Linked DNA regions of Homo sapiens: region 1 is linked to region 2. The links are chromatin loops, found by intact Hi-C in ENCODE. Cell type or tissue: psoas muscle. All regions are shown on one strand. Links, peaks and the distances in the headings refer to the core of each region. The heading gives the core; the rest is flanking DNA. Region 1 overlaps ANKAR (ankyrin and armadillo repeat containing). Region 2 holds the start of MSTN (myostatin).

Evidence for each region. A loop is a pair of places that touch in the nucleus more often than their neighbours do. Peaks named below come from ENCODE experiments on the same cell type or tissue, not always from the same donor. Only the 100,000 strongest peaks of a DNase experiment are listed, where the experiment ranks them.
Region 1: a loop joins it to region 2, with 5 times the contacts of the local background. A loop is called at or near these places in 4 of 110 quality-filtered maps.

Annotation. Positions count from the first base shown.
Region 1 is chr2:189,681,312-189,684,236 of GRCh38, forward strand. The region is part of intron 2 of ANKAR (ankyrin and armadillo repeat containing); the gene reads left to right. Among named protein-coding and RNA genes, the nearest start is that of ANKAR, 8.1 kb to the left of the region's middle. In psoas muscle, for the core only: no CTCF peak of the experiment used is centred there; no DNase peak of the experiment used is centred there.
Region 2 is chr2:190,061,144-190,064,068 of GRCh38, forward strand. MSTN (myostatin) reads right to left here and starts at 1,586. Exons shown (of 3, transcript NM_005259.3): 1 at 1,081-1,586. The coding sequence starts at 1,453. It also overlaps a transcript of AKAP19 not described here. In psoas muscle, for the core only: no CTCF peak of the experiment used is centred there; no DNase peak of the experiment used is centred there; H3K4me3 peaks cover 1,824 bases; H3K27ac peaks cover 2,377 bases.

The sequences.
Region 1 (2,925 bases), core at 148-2,647, 380 kb before region 2:
ACATGTCCTGTTGTGTAACTAAGGGAAGAGGGCTCTTGCTTACTTGATGACAAAGTTAGTTACATCAAGCCACTTCATGGCCCAGGATCTGGTCTATTTCACCCATCTGTGTGTCATATCTGAGGTTGCCACCCTCTATGAGGATTCCCTTGCAATGGTGCACCTGGTAAGGGGATCAGAGACACATAGGAACATTCTAATCAAGTTGTAGGTGGAAACAGAGAGCACCAAAGGACTAATGCTGTCTGCTTTCTACACCTACATTTTCAGGGTTGATACTCAAAACACTTAACCACCAGCACAGTATTGGCACTGAGCAATCAGAATGGACGTCAGCCATAATGCTGGAGCAGGGTCTCAGAGACCTCCTGCTTGTCATATTTACCCTTTTCTGGATCATGGAGCTTTTCAGGTGATCCCTGGGGAGGGAGGTATTCAATGAGCTTGGGGCTGCAGCAATTCAGTTTGCCAATTGAGGGTTCAGTATTTTAACAATGTGGTGTTATTGTTGCATATTAGCTAAATATCAGTGCTTTCCTGATATGAAACTTATGTCTTGAGTTTTGTGATTCTACTTTTAAAATATCTCTCAAAATCATCTACTTTGGCTTATCTCTACTGCAACACTGTAGTACAGAACACCCTTTTCCACTGCAACAGCATTCTGACTGCTCTCTGCCTCAAACCTTTTAAAAATTGTTCTTAAATGAGGCTGGGAACCTTAACAAATCCAGTCACTCTACTATCATGTGCCTGGGGATAGTGCTGGGTGTGTTTACAATAGAGTGCTTAATACTGTTGGCTCCTGGCCAATCAAAGATGAGCATCAAAACCATGCATGGTGGAATGTATCTTTATTCCCAGCTACTCAGGAGGCTGAGGCAGGAGAATTACTTGAGGCCAAGAGTTTGAGGCTGTAGTGTATTATGTTTGCACCTGTGAATAACCACCACTCTGCAGCCTGGGAAACATAGTGAGACCCCCATCTTTTAGGAAAAAAAAAAGAAAAAAAGATGAGCATTACACCTAGTAGAAATATTTTTTTCTCTCTCCACTGCACATTGGGTGTCTGCTTCAGAAACTTCAACAATGTGTGGTGCAAGCAGTGGTAAATGACCACCAGCATACATACTAGACCTACTGAAGTAGTTTATAGGGGGAATCTCACGGTGGCAGTAGCAGGAATAGGCACAGGTTTCCCCATCATGCACCACACCTGGAGCACCACTGTGAAATCCTACAGGGCCAATGGTCAGACTCTAAGAAAGGGACCTGAACCATTGGGCTACAGGGCTTTTATGCTACATGATTAAAGAAGCATCAGGTCAGAGGACAGGATACAATAGCAAGATGTTTTAGCCTAGGTTACACTCCAAATTGCATCAGAAACAAGGACGTGAGTCAAGTTAGTTTTTGAGAAATGATTCCAAGGAACAGGAGTGAGGGACAGGAAAAGTGAATAGAAAAGGAGGGAGCATCAACCCAAGAATGTGCTGTCGAGCTTTTTCACCACTTGGGCAATTGGGATTTATTTTGCTGGGACACTCTGAGGAGTCATATAGAATACACTGCAGAATTGCCAGCCTAAGGGATGTGCTATGGTCTGAATGTTTATGTCTCCCCAAAATTCAAATGTTGAAACCTAATCACCAATGGCATTAGGACATGGGACCATTGGAGGGTGATTAGTTCATAAAGGCAGACCCCTCATGAATGGGATTAATGCCCTTATAAAAGAGGCCCCAGAGAGCTGCCTTGTCCCTCCCACCCTGTACGGATACAGCAAGAAGGTACCGTCTATGAACCAGGGAATGGGTCCTCATCAGACACCACATCTAACTTGATCTTGGATATCCCAGCCTTTACAGCTGTGAGAAATAATTTTCTATTCTTTATAAGCTACCCAGTCTGTGCTTTTTTCTTACAGTAGCTCTAAATGATTAAGACAGGATAGATGAGGGAAAAGTGTATCCGCTGGCTGCTGTCTCTCATTAGCCGAAGTTTGAATGGAGGGTTAACTCGCTCATGCTTTCAGATTTGTTCCTACACCAGAATGGCTGGATGGGTTCCATCAGGAGTCTAACAGCAGTGGCAGAGAAGCCTCAGGGCAAAAATAATCCTGTGGTGCACTTGAGGCAAGGTACAGTCAGGTCAAGTCTGTGTGGAGCAAAAACTACAGTTTAAAAATGTGGTCTGAAAGGATGTGAGGTAGGGAACAAAAGGTGTCTGATACACAGTGTGACTCATGGAAACTTGGCTGCAGCCCTTTCTTCCAAGCTTAGTGTTAGAGATTGAGGGAGTGTACCACCTCTCCCCTGGCATGATCAGAGAGCTGGTGTCCAAGCTTTGTAATTGCAGGTACATGGTGTCAAGCTAGCAGCAGTGTAAGTTGTTATATCACCATTCACGTTTGGGAAAACAGCAGCTCCTCTGTTGGCATGACTGGGAAACTGTGTTCACACCTTGCAACTGACCATGTGATTACCTTAAACACTGTGCTACAGTGGATTTCCAAGGAATTGTGCAGAAAGCCAACTCTTTTTCAGAGGGCAGACTGCTGGGAATCCGTCTTGGCCAAGTTAACCTTTATCTCTCACATAGCTTTGCACTCTACAAACCACCAGCAACATCATTCTTTAAAAACAGTAGCAATAGTAGAGAATAGAGCACACCAAAAATCTGGCCATGTTACCCAGTTTTCTCAGCAGGCATTTTAGTTAGGGTGGATCCCTTCATCTAATTCATAAATTCTTAGACTCTTTCCAGAAGGCTAGGAGGATGGAAGGAAAGAAGAAAACATCTCATGATAGCAAAATAGGAGAAGGGAACTTTTAATAGAAATATTGAGAAAAAATGGGAACTTATTTATTATCACAAGCGAGTAATGTGAGTTGGGTTGTTTTTTTCTCTGTTCATTCCCTGTCC
Region 2 (2,925 bases), core at 154-2,653:
GACCTATTTGATAGCAGAGTCTTAAATGGAAATTCTTTGCTGCATTGTAACCTGATTACTTAATAAGGGAAATAATATTTTAAAACTGTTTGGAGTCTTGTTTAAAGTATATAAAGCATTGTATTAAAGCAAGATAACAGGTAACACAAAATTTTTCTTGCCATGCCTTCTCTGTCAAGGTGCCTGTTTCTCTTTCCTGGAGAAAGTATTCTTTTGAGCTGACTGCAAAAGGAATTGTATGAAATATGTTATCTGTCAGAAGCAGTGTAGATACTACAGGTAAAAGCCCTCCCTCTCAGGAAGAATAAAATATTTTAGAAGGTTATTAAGCACTGTGCCTGCTTGGAAGTACACAAACTGGGTACTCTCAATAATAGTACTATGGTCAAGGTACAAGGAGGACTTTGTGAGCCATAACCTACCCAATTAAAATGTTTATTTCTTAGGCATTTTCTAATATTTAGTTCATGATGATTATTATGCTATGTTTACTTCATTATTGTTCTTACTAACACATTAAGATATTTAATTTTTGCATATTCTTCAGTGTAATAGCTCTCAAAATTAAATTTTTAACTGTGAAGAACAAAAAAATTACTGAGAGAGTTTCAAATAACAGAAATCACTTGAGGTTTTCAGCAGTGCTCAAGTAAGCTTAAACATCCAGCAAGTTTCTTTTTTTTTTTCTGTTATTAGTGAAAAAAACTTATTTTACACAACTAAATACAATTCTAAAATCTAATGTAAGTTTTAAACACTGCTTGTAGTATCTCCCAGTCCTTGCCTTGGTGGTATTATTGTGAAAGCATAAGCATGCTATCTATATTTGCCTTATTAAATTAATGCTATGCAAGTACTTTATTTTTTAGTTTTTTGTCTCTATAAGAAAACAAATAATGCAGCAGATTTTTGTCTCATTAATATATTCTCATGCAATCTTGAAAAAGAGAAACTCTTTTCCTTTCTACTTACATACAGGCCAACAGCTTGTTTAAAAGAGCCTGAAAATAGATCTGTTTCTCATAAACACTAGAACAACAGTCAGCAGAACTGTTGATATACACTAATAGGACTACTTACACTCTGTAGGCATGGTAATGATTGTTTCCGTTGTAGCGTGATAATCGTCATCTTCCAAAGAGCCATCGCTGCTGTCATCCCTCTGGACATCATACTGATCAATCAGTTCCCGGAGTGGAGGAGCTTTGGGTAAAAGTTGTCTTATAACATCTTTGCTGATGTTAGGAGCTGTTTCCAGACGAAGTTTACTGAGGATTTGTATCTTAATGGCTTCTATTCTTGAAGATTTAGTGTTTTGTCTCCAAGTACATGCATTACACAGCCCCTCTTTTTCCACATTTTCTTTTTGCTCACTGTTCTCATTTAGATCCACTGGACCAGCAACAATCAGCATAAACAGGTAAATATAAACACAGAGTTGCAGTTTTTGCATGATTTTAAAATCAATATAATCTTTTTTCTTGTTCTTGTTTCTTCCTTTTACTTTTCTTTTGCTTTTGAGTAATGCCAAGCAAAATTTTAATGCATGTACAGTCTGAGAGACAACTTGCCACACCAGTGAATCTTTTATACTGTATTCCAAGTGGCTTTTTATATTCCAACTTAGATGAGACAAGTGTCGTCAGGATCTATGATTGGCTCTTGCTCCACAATGAATCTCGCTGTCAGAGGTTAAAACCCTGTCTGTCCCAAGTCACCAAGCAGTATTTTGTTACAGTCAAGGGTGAGCTGATTCATTTGACTACTTCATAAAAGAAATAAATCTACAAATAATAAAAGATATTTGTGACATTTGAAAAACAAAAGTCTATGTTGGCAATAATATAAACTGTACTTAAATCTTACTAATCCTCACACAACTCTTATTGTAATTTAAATAAGTCAATTTTAATTTATACTACATATTTAAAATATGAAATATTACTTCCTCAAAAACTAAAATGATTTTATATTGTTTAGGCAAGTATTTGAAGTAGAAAATATTTTTATTTGTTGTATTAAATTATTTTTAGTGCCAAGTAATTAGGAAAATAAAAATTAGGAAGACCTGAATTAAAAGTTAAGATTATGATACTAGTTGAGAATTTTCATCTATAATTTGAGAAACTTGTTTTCTGACTAAATTCTTAGTAAATATTGGAAGTCATTGTTATTATAACATATTGTGCATGGAATTATTTTTACATAGTTTCATGTCTTTTATTAATATGAAAATTATACTGAACTTTTGACTGAGTGCTATTATTTCCTATTCTAAAGATGCAGATTAACATAACTCAGAAGATGTGTTTTTCATTGTTTATTACCAAGAGGGTAATGCCAGCTAGTAGAAAAATCTCTGAACATAGACTAAGATAATGAATTTTATAACTGGCATGGCAGAGATTATTACAGTTTGCCTCAGATTTCCAGCAGTAAATATCCAGAGAGTAAAAAGTGCAGTATCTATTCTCTATAAATTATATCAGAATATTATGAGCACATAAAAGAGAAAGAGCATCATGATAAAGGGGTGACCTTTTGTTGTTTCCCAATACTGCGATATGTTTGCACCCCTTTGCCAATTTCTCATTTTGACCAGAGGGCAGACACCTGGCAGGGATTTGGGGTAAAGTCTGGGAGCAGAGAATAGAGCTTTTTGTTCTCTAAATTTAAGTGGCCTCTGTAGGGATCAAACGTTCAACCTTAGCTTTGGGAGCCACAAGATCTAGTCAAATGAACTATTAAAGAGCTAAGCAAACATAGCCAGCAAGAAACAGAAGATATTTCTAGGCCAAAGGAGATTTCTTTTTCCTACTCCTTTTTGGGAAGCTAAGGATTCCTAAGAGATTTAGTCCATTACTTTTTTTTTCCAAGAGAATACAGTGGCTCATATCAAATATTTATTTTTAAAGTCACTACCAT